Regions from separate parts of the Homo sapiens genome. Here regions 1 and 2 are each linked to region 3. Evidence: chromatin contacts called from ENCODE Hi-C or POLR2A ChIA-PET data. All regions are on one chromosome and are shown on one strand. The core of a region is the stretch at or near the end of the contact, and the rest is flanking DNA. Distances in the headings are between cores, read along the strand shown. Region 1 holds the start of HOXD8 (homeobox D8). Region 2 holds the start of NRAL (NRF2 regulation associated lncRNA). Region 3 holds the start of MTX2 (metaxin 2).

The links. Hi-C counts contacts between places; a loop is a spot of excess contacts on that map. ChIA-PET counts read pairs that join two places held with the same protein, here RNA polymerase II (POLR2A). Pooled maps may share reads with other maps.
Region 1: a map of naive thymus-derived CD4-positive, alpha-beta T cell shows a loop between it and region 3 (4-fold over the local background). The contact joins the promoter of HOXD8 here to the promoter of MTX2 in region 3. A Hi-C loop is called at or near these places in 4 of 168 maps with a recorded cell type or tissue (CD8-positive, alpha-beta T cell, PC-3, ascending aorta and 1 more) and 8 of 50 pooled maps.
Region 2: a loop to region 3 is called in a pooled map, with 4 times the contacts of the local background. The contact joins the promoter of NRAL here to the promoter of MTX2 in region 3. A Hi-C loop is called at or near these places in 1 of 168 maps with a recorded cell type or tissue (B cell), 4 of 37 single-sample maps with no recorded cell type and 4 of 50 pooled maps. POLR2A ChIA-PET finds 5 or more read pairs at or near these places in 2 of 52 experiments (MCF 10A and activated T-cell).

What each region holds. Positions count from the first base shown.
Region 1 is chr2:176,127,016-176,130,986 of GRCh38, forward strand. HOXD8 (homeobox D8) reads left to right here and starts at 2,690. Exons shown (of 2, transcript NM_019558.4): 1 at 2,690-3,928. The coding sequence starts at 3,352. It overlaps LOC100129455 (a long non-coding RNA gene), which reads right to left and starts at 3,513. Exons shown (of 1, transcript NR_187615.1): 1 at 810-3,513.
Region 2 is chr2:176,505,884-176,509,742 of GRCh38, forward strand. NRAL (NRF2 regulation associated lncRNA) reads right to left here and starts at 1,819. Exons shown (of 2, transcript NR_186236.1): 1 at 1,617-1,819; 2 at 362-653.
Region 3 is chr2:176,268,177-176,272,542 of GRCh38, forward strand. It overlaps MTX2 (metaxin 2), which reads left to right and starts at 1,266. Exons shown (of 10, transcript NM_006554.5): 1 at 1,266-1,493. The coding sequence starts at 1,454. RefSeq lists enhancers at 907-1,534, 1,535-2,160 and a silencer at 1,113-1,202.

The DNA of each region.
Region 1 (3,971 bases), core at 1,440-3,939, 140 kb before region 3:
GCTGTTGGGAGCACTGATTAGAATATCCTAGGCATACAGGAGCTCCTGCTTGCTGCTCTTGACTTGTTGACAGTCACAGGAATGAAGCATTATTAGTGTCAGCAGTCCAAGCCCCAAATTGAAGAACGAGATTAGAATTGGTTTGAGATGAATAAAAATTAAATTCAGTGGACTGGAGGTGGCATTTGGCCACTAGAGAGCGCTGTTGCTCCACTTTCTGATCTCGTAAAGCTGGAATTGCGGCGGAGAAAGGTTTTGATTAAAAATATTAACAATCTTATTTTTAATCCGAAATTAGGATAATTTTAACCAAAAATAAACAAGGTGTACTATTAATTTCTGTGTTTGCTGGGCATAAAATTTTGGCTCGATCATGGCTTCAGAAACTTTGGACTGTGGCACAGCTGAAACTATAAAACATGATAAATTAATGTATTATATCAAAACAGAAAGCTGTAAAAAGCATAGATCTTTTCTTACTAAGTTAATCGCGCTCTTTTTCTACTCATATTATAAACGGAATGCTTAAATAAATGTTAAAAACTGTTTTGTCCCAAGAGGAAATGTTGTAACGTTTTCTAAATTTGGCCTGAATGTCTATAAATGAATTTTCTAGTGTTCATTTTTCTTTTATTCCCCCGAGGAATCACACAGTTCTACAAGATGCCTGGTATTGTTGAGATCCAGGCTCTTTCATTTTCCCCCCCCCCATTCCATTCCAAAATCCACTCATTTATCCAGGGTTCAAACACACACACACACACACACACACACACACACACACGCCAAACTGAAAAAAAGGGGCACAATTACAAAGGTAGCTCCAAGGCTTTATTGACAATAATAATCTTTTAATTGGGCATTTGCAAGATTGAAGGACAAATCCTTAATTGTCAGAATCAATTCGTTCGCCTTCGGATTTAAAGAAAGTCATTATACTTGGCAATAACCAGCAGAAAAAAAACCCCACAAAAACAAACAGCAACAACAACAAAAAAACCCTTGCTCTCCACCACCCCAAGTCTGCACTCCTTACTAATTTAAAAATTAAATAAAGCATGCCTCTGTCATCTCCAGATTCATTAACGATTCCTTTACCTTTCAGTCATTCCCAGTAGAAATAATTGAGTCGGACATTATCACCTTGCTATGTCTGTCCATCTCGATCTCATTTTCTCCATTTGTAAAAATGATATTTCAGTCCACCCGGACACAAGTCAGGATCGCGCTCGCAGGCTGGGCCAACCCACAAGGAGCTAGGGGTAGCTGAAATCGCTCGCCAGCCTGCAGCATCTCTGAGGCCGTCTGGGGTTTTCGGAAATTTGCATTTGGTGTGGAAAGCCGGCGTGGTGCGTTTAGCTTGAGCAGGGGCGCCTTGGAGGTCTATTTCCAAGGCTGTGGGCCTGGCGCCCTCACGACATTGTACCTATCCCGAAGGAAACGGGGCTCAGTCACCCAAAGAGCCCACGAGAAAGGCCGAGCAGGAGAGGGGAAAACACACACACACAACAGAGAACCATTGCATTTATTGGACATTGAAACGGGAGCAGAGAGGGAAAGGAAGTGTGTGGGGAGGCGGTTGGTAGGGTAAAGCCAGACAGCTTTGGAGAGAGCTGCTAAAATCGGGAATATTTTGTCGATTCACACTCGACTGGGCCACATGACTCGGGCAACTTTTCTTCATCTCTGCTCACAAACTAGGCTGAGCCTTCTCTTTCTCTGCTTTGGGAAAAATTCGTAACTTTGAGGCCTGCGCGCTCTCTCGGCAGTAATTTCACAGGCTTGGCGGAGGAAGTAGGATCGTTAGCATAAGATGGGCCGCCTGCAGCTGCCTGGAACCGGCGCGATCTGAACGCCGGCTGGGAGGCTCCTGGGGGGAACTTGCGGTCGTCTGCCCTCCGCACTCCTCCGGGAACCGCAGCCGGCCCTGGTTCGCTGCGCGCCGGGGCTGAGACCCGGGAGCCGCGTCCTGCCCGAGGAAATGTCACCCTCCCCAGCGCGAGCCCTTTTTCCCGCCTCAGAACGTTTCTGTCCGCTCTTCTATTTACTCTCTCAGCAAGCCTAATGCCCCCTCCTGCATTCTTCAGCCTCCCCCTGCGCCCAGGGCTGACGTCTATCAAGGGTGAAATGATGGAAACTATATTCATGGGCATGATTTCCATTAAATATCAATTAACCTGAGAGCCTCGGCCAGGCTTGCGGTGCGTCAAGGGTAAATGTACATCTCATTTCCACAGGGCCCGCTCGGCTGGAAAAGAAAGGCTTTGATTTGCTTTGATAACGCCAGGATCTGGGGCCACACTCGCGGCTTTTAATTAAACCACTTCGATATGCCCCAACTCAAATGCACGGTCCGGTCCGTCAACACCTCTTGTCCACGTTCCCTGGGCTGCACCCGCGTGTCCAGAGCTGCAAAAGCCACGGGCAACCTCTGCTTTTGCAGCCAGGGGCTCGGGGAGGCAGTCATTTGCTCCGCAGCCTCCTGGGAGTGGCCTCCTTGGCTCCCCCAAGTCTAAGGCTCCGCCGCGGCCCCTCCCTGCCGGCTGCGATCCGCATTCCCGCGGCCCCGGGGCACACGGAGCCCTTGGCAGTGCGTCTTTATGGGCCCCCTTTAAGGCCGGCGGAGGCATCTCGGGCCGGGCGCGGCGCTCCGTCCGTCGGCCGTAGCGACTGAACTGCGCGCGGATCCCTCCGCGGGGCTCCTCGTCCCCGTCACGCTGACTTTCCGTGCAGTGCTGTGGTGCGAAAATGCCTCGCCGGTGCGCACCGGGTCGGCAGCCTCGGCGGCGGGGGCGAGATTGGCGGGAGGGGGGCGCGGGGGGGGCGCGGTAAGAGGTGGCGGCGGGCAGAGGGTGTTTTTTTTCTTTTCCCTCCAGAGCCGGGGTTTGTAAACCGAGGCCAGAGTGTCCCCGTGGGCCGAGCGCACTTTTTTCTTGTCCGGGTGCGCTCAGTCACTGGTGCCTGAGAGGAAACAGTGGAGGCAGCGGGGCAGGTCGCCTGGGGCGTCGGCGATTATATTGCGGCCGAGCCGGGGCGCGCCGGGAAAGGCCGGGAGGGCGGCGGCGCGCGGGGGCTGGGCGAGGCCCCGCGACCCGCGAGGGAGGCGGCGCGAAGCCGAGGCGGCGGGCGCAAGAGCCGGGCATGAGCGCCCAGTAGCTGAGCGCCCGCGGCTGCCTGGCCTCAGAAGCGACGCGCGAGCGCGGGCGGGCGGCAGCAGCGACGTAGCCCGGCGGTCCCGGCGGCGAGAGCAGCCGCCCCACAGGCCCCCGCGGCAGTGCGGCCGAGTCGAGGCTCGCTCTCTGGCTGCTTAGCGCCGCCCGCCCGCCCGGGGCCGCCGCCGCTGACGCCCCAATGAGTTCGTACTTCGTGAACCCGCTGTACTCCAAGTACAAGGCGGCGGCTGCGGCGGCGGCGGCGGCGGGCGAGGCCATCAATCCCACTTACTACGACTGTCACTTCGCGCCCGAGGTCGGCGGCCGTCACGCCGCCGCCGCAGCAGCCCTGCAGCTCTATGGCAACAGCGCCGCCGGCTTCCCGCACGCGCCCCCGCAGGCGCACGCGCACCCGCACCCGTCCCCGCCGCCCTCCGGGACTGGGTGCGGCGGTAGGGAAGGCCGGGGCCAGGAGTACTTCCACCCCGGCGGGGGCAGCCCGGCCGCTGCCTACCAGGCCGCCCCCCCTCCTCCTCCGCATCCTCCGCCTCCGCCGCCACCTCCCCCCTGCGGCGGGATTGCCTGTCACGGGGAGCCCGCGAAGTTTTACGGATACGATAACTTACAGAGACAGCCGATTTTTACGACCCAGCAAGAGGCCGAGCTGGTACAATATCCTGACTGTAAATCGTCCAGTGGTAATATTGGCGAGGACCCAGACCACTTAAATCAGAGCTCGTCTCCTTCTCAAATGTTTCCGTGGATGAGACCACAAGGTTGGGATGCATTTTTTTTTTAAGAAGGGAGAGGGGGAGAAAT
Region 2 (3,859 bases), core at 569-3,068, 240 kb after region 3:
AGGGAGAAAAAAGAGTAAGATAATGAAATTGTATCTTTCTTTACTTTATGGTTTATGTAGCACTCTGTCCTTCAAAGAGCTTCTAGAAAAAGATAACTGTGAGACTAAACAGTCTGGGGCAAAAAGTCAGTGCGATGGGGGACAGATGAGGGCATATGGGAGAGCATCAGAGGCAAGGAAGCATGTTGGGGGACGCAAAGCAACGTGCCCGATCAGGGGGTACATCATGGCAGGGTAAATTCATTGAAATGCCTTCCAACTTCCAAGAGGGGAGAAATAGTCATATTACATAATGGTAGATTGTTAAAAGTCCAGGGAATCCTCTGAATTGATTATGAAACATAAGCCCACAACTGTTTGGTCTGGAATAATTTAAAATATTGAACAATTTTTATTATCAGGGAAAATTGGAACCCATAACTACCATATCCTGGTAAGCTATGCTCCCATACTCCACTCCCCACTCACTGGATTCTCGTTATACCTTCCAGCATTGGTTTCTTTAGAAATTTTTCGAGTTGTTCTAATATAAGGAAGCAAAGAGCCAGGGGTCCAGGACCTGTGTCCTGGACACAGGACATCTTTGCTTGGCTGCCAACTTGCAGGTGACCTTGGAAGAGTCATTTCATCTCTTTGGCTTTCAGTTTCCTCATCTGTAAAAAAAAGAAGTAGTTGAAATAGTAGTCTGTATACCCCTTCTATGTATAACACTCCACATTCCCTTAATATATTCAGGATATTTTTAAAGAACTTGCTAACCTTTCCATGAAAGACAAAATAAAAGTCCACTATTTAGAGCTAGTGATATTTTTATAAGACCTAGGAGAATTCTCCTAACAGTAAACAAACTAATGGCTTTAGTTTCCCTATCATTTTGCTAATGCTGTGAGCAAACCACCCAGTTTTAAACAATAGAAATTTATTTTCTTATGATCCTGGAGGCTAGAAGCCCAAGATCAAGATGTCACCTGGGTTGGTTTCTTTTGAGGCCTCTCCTTTTGTTTTGTAGATGGCCGTCTTTTCCTCTGTCTTCGGATGGTTTTCCCTCTGTTGTGCCTGTTTGTGTCTCAATCCTCACTTTTATTTTTAAGATGGAGTCTTGCTGTCGCCCAGGCTAGAGTACAGTGGCACGGTCTTGGCTTACTGCAATCTCTGCCTCCCGGGTTCAAGTGATTCTCCTGCCTTAGCCTCCCAAGTAGCTGGGATTACAGGCTCCCGCCACCGCACCCAGCTAATTTTTTTTTTATTTTATTTTTAGTAGAGACGGTGTTTCACCATGTTGGCCAGGCTGGTCTCGAACCCCTGGCCTCAAGTGATCCACCCACCTCGGCCTCCCAAAGTGCTGGGATTACAAGCATGAGCCACCATGCCTGTCCTCAATCCTCACTTCTTATAAGGACACCAGTCAAATTAGATTAGCGGTCACCCTAATGGTCTCATTTTAAGTTAATTAGATCTTCAAAGACTGTATCATGAAATAATACAGTCATATTCTGAGTTACTGGGGAGTTAGGACTGTAGCGTATAAACTTGGAGGGATGACGAGACTCAATTCAGCCCATAATAGTCAGTCTCCAAGCCAGTGCATCTTTAGGAGTATGGTAAACATCTTATACCTCAGCTATCTTGGGTGAAGCCCCAAATTAGATGAACAAAGGATTCAATGAACTCTTAAAGACCTCATCAGTTCTAGGTATTTGTGATACTATATAAAGTTCTTCAAACCCAACACCCGATCACCAGGAACATAAACCAAGGAGGGGTACAAAGAGCAAGTCTGCAGGAAAATAAAATAAAAGGGCAAATTGTTTGTACTTTGGGGAAAGCAAAGATGGAAAAGAACTTTGAAGCATTTACATTTAGAGCAGTTCCATTACATCATAAGGGCAGAAGTATTTTATCACACAGCTATTATTGTTTGATCTGTGCCAGTAGGTGAACTTTTAGAGAGCATAGGAGTCCATTTCACATAAATCGCACTTTTAGCAAATGCAGAAGCAGGATCCTGCTGAGGACAAAGGAAAAATTCATGATGCAATTCCCACTTATCCTCATGGGTGCCTTTTTACCACTAAGAATGAGGAAGAAGAATTCCTTTCCAACACCACTGTAAAAAGAATACTTACAAATTACTCTTCCTCATTGTTTGGACAGTAAAAGCAAGTAATGAGTCTCACACCACATATCTCGGGTTTTTATAGCCTCGGTAACCTATCTGTCTCCTCAGGTATGTTCTCAGTGGCACAGATAACTGAAAAGAGAATAAATGCATAGGTTCTTGTGCTCAGGCCTGCCTCCAGGCCATTGCTCCCTGTGGCTTCTCAGGGCCCACAATACACTGCTGGGCATCATCTCTGTTTTCCCAGTGGGAAAAGAGGTACATGATATTCATTGTGTATTTCTCCTACACTCTGCAGCCAACCATCCTCATCTGTAGAACGTTACACTTCTCTCTCAAGGAACCCCTACTGCCTATGAAATCACATTTGTTTAATAACTAAAATTCAGATTTAAACACACACAAACATATACACACACAAAGAAAATAGTTTGGATGCCATCTTAGACATTAGCCTATTTATATGTCATAAACTGTCTGTGTCTCAATCCTTGCTTCTTATAAGGACACCAGTCAAATTCTGGAAACCACTGCCCAACCACACTTTTAACTCATTCTAGTGAGATATCACCCACTCTCTACTAGTTTCTTATCACTGTTGTAACAAGTTACCACAGAGTTAGTTGCTTATACAGCATAAATATATTACCTTATAGTTCTGCAGGTCAGAAGTTCAATGCGGGTCTCACTGGTCTAAAATCAGGTGTTGGCAGAGTTTGGGGAGAATCTCTGCCTTTTTCAGCTTCTAGAAACTGTCCATATTTCTTGGTTCACACCCCACCCCTTTCTCCGTTTTCAAAGACAGATAGGTTGCATCTCTCTGACACTTTTTCCATTGTCATGTCTCCCTCTGACTCTCTGATTTTCTCTGTCACTTTTAAGGACCCTTGTAATTAGATTGGGACCACCTGTATAATCCAGGATAATCTTTCCATCTCAAGGTCTTTAACCTTCATAACATCTGCAAAGTCCCTCTTGCCATGTAAGGTAACATATTCAAAGGTTCTGGGGATTGGTACATGAACATCTTTGGAGGGCCATATTCTGCCTACTGCAGGCTCTGACTAATTTAGCTGTGCATTTTGGTGTCTTCGTTTGCAAAGCCACAGAAAGATATGTAATTACAAGGCAGATTGTTTTTCTTGAACAACCCAGTGTGGTTTCTTTTACATCATGTAGGGAGAGAGTAGGAGGGGCCTACATTTAGAGCCCCACCGGGTGAGATGTGGGATCTGTCAGAGGATTTTTTTTCTTGCTCACCCAACCATGCAAACCAGTGGAAGTCTTGATTTCATTTTGGTTAGTCATGATCTCCGATGGGAACCACATTCATGTGTGTATATCTGTATGTGTGTATGTGTATGTGTATGTGTATGTGTGAATTTAGGTAAAGCCTTCCAGGAGCCCTCTTTGCCCCCTTAGACTGGTTCTGATGTCTCTTGGCTCTCATCAGAGCAGTCATAACACTTTGTTGCATGTGTCTGTCGTCTCATCTGTCAATGTTGGACAACAGGAGGGCAAGTACTCTAACTTGTTTCTGTTGTACTCCCCGTGCCTAGCACATGGCCTGCCAGGATGTTTAATAAACATTTGCTGAATTAATGAATGCTCCACATCAAATCTCCTATTCATAGTGTTACTAGCCCAGCCTCTGACATAAGTGAGTGGCCTGGCAGACTACTAAAGATAGAGTAGAAATCTGAGGAGTATTTCCCAGAATTTTAACATTGAATTAATTAA
Region 3 (4,366 bases), core at 16-2,515:
GTACATGGAAGATTGCCGGCAACCCCCTTCTCTGGAGCCTTGCAAGACAGCATGGCCCTGCTGACACCTTGATTTCAGACTTCTAGCCTCCAGAATTGTGAGAATGAATTTCTGTTGTTTAGCCAACCAGTTTGTGGTAATCTGGCAGCTCTAGGAAACCAACCACGCTAGTTAAGGAGGCAGAATGAACAGTAATAGAGATCTACGGATATAAAGAATGGAAATATAGCTTTCTAAATGTCATGGACAGTAATTCTTAGAATACAGGTTTCCTCTGCAAAAACCTAGTAAGCTGTCTGACTTTTTGATTTACTGTGTGATTTAAAATGAGTTACCTCACCTCTCTGAACTTGTTTCTCATCAGTGAAGGGGGCTTTGGGTTACCAGCTCTGAAGCCTGTCCCACTTGTAATACCACCAATCTGTAATGCATATGATTTTTCTTTAATTGTGTAATTTAAGAAGCTATTAGGTTAAGACAAAGTTACTCAGGGAATTTAGTTTCTCCTCTTCCTGCCCCGTTCACCCCCGAAAGGTGAGAAGTGTGTGAAACTAAAGTATCTTATTCTCCAAGCTGAGCATCATTTCGGGTGTATGGAGTTGAAGGACAAATTACCTTCTGGCTTAGGCGCTGCTCAAGCCTCCTTTCTGCCAAGCATGTTTGAATAAACAACAACAACAAAAAACACTAATGTCTATCCACGGACTAATCAACCCAGCAATATAATGGAATAGAGGGAATTCATGCAGCCTTGAATCTGGTCCTTGGAGGACTGCCTGGGCAGGCAGTTTAAACTCCTTAAGCCTATATTCTTATCCGTAAAATGGCGATAATATTATTACTTTAATGGGTTGTTGAGAAGACGAAGTCAAATAGAATATATGTGTATATATATGTATATATGTGTATATATGTACATGTGTACATATATACGTGTATATATTATATATGTGTGTATGTGTGTGTGTATATATGTATATATGTGTGTGTAGATATAGGTATATAAGTGCCTGGTATCCAGTGGGCGTTTACAAATGTTACTCGGTTACAAAATTCTGGCTTACAGAAAGGACGCTAAAAATCTCCCAGATTCCCCTGCCAGTCCCCTGGGTGGGAGACGAGTCGGGTACTTCGCTTCCACCTGCGGGCCCCCAGCGCAGAGCCTGGAATTGGCTGGACGGAGCTAGCCGCGCCGGCGCCCCGTAGGACGGCGCGGGGGCGGGGCCGGCGGAAGCGCTCGAGTGCCGTTGTCGGCTGCGCCGGAAGTCCCTAGCCAGGCCTGGCGGTAACCTTGGGGGCCTCACTGCAGCCGCCGCTGCTGTTGGAGTGGGCTTTGCGAGTCTGAACGTTGGCGGGGCTAGGCTCGTTAACTGCCGAGAGCCTCCGGGTTTGCGGTGGAGGACGCTGAGGCCCGTGGGGGGCAGGCACCCGGGCGCCGGGCCTCCCAGCCGACATGTCTCTAGTGGCGGAAGCCTTCGTCTCCCAGATTGCAGGTAGCGCGGCTGGCCGCAGACCCAGAAGGTGGCGGCGCGGTCTCGGGGAGCCGCGTGGGGTACAGGGCTGGAGCTTTCCTCCAGCCTTGCGGCATTATACGCTGAACCCGGCCCGGATGGTGGAGGCGGGCACGGACTACCAACCTTATCTCACATATGGGAAAACTGAGAAGGAGACACTTGGCCAAGGTCACCCCGCAGGAGCAGGAGTCCCGTCTCCTTCCCTTGGGCGGTACTTTGTCCCACCTCCCCATTCAGTTGGGAGGTGCTGGAGTATGAGGGGGAGGCCTTGGATTGGGATTGAGGTGGGGGGCGTTACCACAGGGGCAAGCATCTGAACGCTTCAGTCTAAGAGTGGTGGCAGTTTCTGGGTCTTGGTACTCAAAAAGTTTAAGGTGACTGTCACTAATCAGTTGTTACCTATTGTTGAGGGAACACCAGACTTCTTGCTTCGTCTCCCAGCGACACAGTAGTGCCATTTGCTAAGACTCTAGGAGTTATTTATTTATTTATTTGTTGAGACGGAGTTTCTCTTTTGTCACCGAGGCTGGAGTGCAGTGGCACAACCTGGGCTCACTGCAACCTCCGCTTCCCGGGTTCAAGCGATTCTCCTGCCTTAGCCTCCCGAGTAGTTGGGATTACAGGCGCCCGCCACCACGCCCGCGCGGATTCATGGAAAATTTTTAAATCTGCATGTACTTTAAAGAAATACTTTTGAGTCGGTGGACTGAACATGACTGATGTATATAGGTTTGTAATTTCTCTTATTGAGGTTTTTATTTATTGTAATGAAAGAAATTAAATATTGTTGAGAAAGTGAGGAGACTAAACATAGGTACTTTGAGATAGAGGCTAATGGAATTAGTCATAACTCCCTAGCAGTGTTTTCAACATGAGTACAGTAATGAAGACAGTCACCACAATAAATAGGTACATTTGAAGTAATAAGATAGTATTTTGGAAATGGGAAGTACAGAATGTGTCATAAAATTTGCCGGAATGTTTTTCACTGCTTTGCGTTTGTGTGAACGTACATTTCTTTTTTTTCCTTCTTCACTTAAAAACATTATTTTTTAGAGGAGAGAAGCTCCTACTAGATTGCAAGCTTCCTGAAAGTAGGGATCAAACTTGTTTTGTTCCCCATTGTATCCATAGTCAGTTGGTGCTCAATAAATATTTGCGACCCAAATCAATGACTAATCTTGAGATTTCAAGCAATGATTATTTCTGCTTTTACCATTTATGTTGAAACAAAATCAGGCTTATATAGTTAGATCAGCGATTTAATTTAGTTTGCTACTATGTTGAAAAAAAAAACTTCACAGTGTATGTTGAGTGGTTCACTGTGTGCATGTGTCCTAATATGTGATTTCTTTTAATGAGAAAATGATGAATGTCTTTTAATAAACTTTGGATACTGCTTTAAGTAGTGACGTTTAAAAATTTCTAGGCATTTTGTCTGTCTGCCGTCTTAGCTATTTGTAGTGATCTGTTACTCTAGGAGGAAGCATTTAAAAATGGATAATTCAATAAATGGTGTTGGAACAACTACTAAGTCATTACACCACATGAATAAATTCCAGATTGATTAAAGATCTAAATATAAAACAACAAAATTGTAATAAAATAATTAGAGGAAAACATAGATTATTTTAATAATCCTTGGATAGCAGAAGAGGCCTAAGCAAAACTTAAGAATTCATAATCCATAAGAGAAGAAATTGGCAGATTTGATTGCCGAAAAAATTTTAAAACTTTGATAAAAGACATCTCAAGTTAGTACAAATAAGAAGACAAACCAACAGAATCAAGGACAAAGGATTGGAACAGGCATTTCACAAAAGGGTGAAATATAGATGGACAGTGAACAGATGAAAAGATGTTCTCTGTCCCTAATAATGTATAGCATCCTCCCACCCCTGCCATCAGATGGACAAAAGTGAATATGATTTCTAGTACTAATAGGGCATGGGGAAAAGTTACTCTCAAACTATTGGGTCTGTAAGTTAGTATTACTTTTTGGGAACGTAATGTAGCAATATTTATTAAAATGACATTCTCTGGCCTGAAAATTCTACTTATGGGGGTTTATCTGATAGAAATGTAAAGACCAGTACTTAAAGAAATACACAATGATATTAATTGCAGCATTATTTGTAATAGCGAAAAACTAGAAATGTTTTAAATATATGTCAAATTATTGTACACCAATCCACCAATTCCACTTCTGGGCATGTATCCAAAGGAATTGAAATTGTCTAAGAGGTATGTGCAGTCCCATGTTCATTGCAGCAGTATTCACAATAGCCAAGATATGGAAGCAACCCAGGTGTTTATCAGTGGATGAATGGATAAAGAAAATGTATATAAGATACAATGGAATACTATTCAGCCTTAAAAAAGAAGGAAACCCTATCATTTGTGATAAAATGGATGGATCTGGAGGACATTATGCTAAATGAAATAAGCTAGACATAGAAAGACAAGTAGTGATCTAAAATCTAATCTTTTTGGGGAAATCTAAGAAAGTTGATCTCCTAGAAACAGAATAGAAAGGTGGTTACCAGAGGCTGAGGGGGACAGAGGTGAGAGATGGGGAAGAGGAATGGAGAAGAGATGTTGATCAAAGGGAACAAAGTTTGTTAGACTAGAAGAAAAAGTTTTAGTGATCTATTGCACTGCAAGGTGACCACAGTTAATAATAATGTATTATATATTTCAAAATTGCTAAAGGCTTAGATTTATAATTTTCTTACAAAAATTTAAGTTGGTGCGGTGATGGATATATTAATTACCTTGATTTATTCTTTCTATTCTTTGATTTATTTAGTTCAAAATATCACGTTGTACCTCCTAAATGTACAGTTATTATT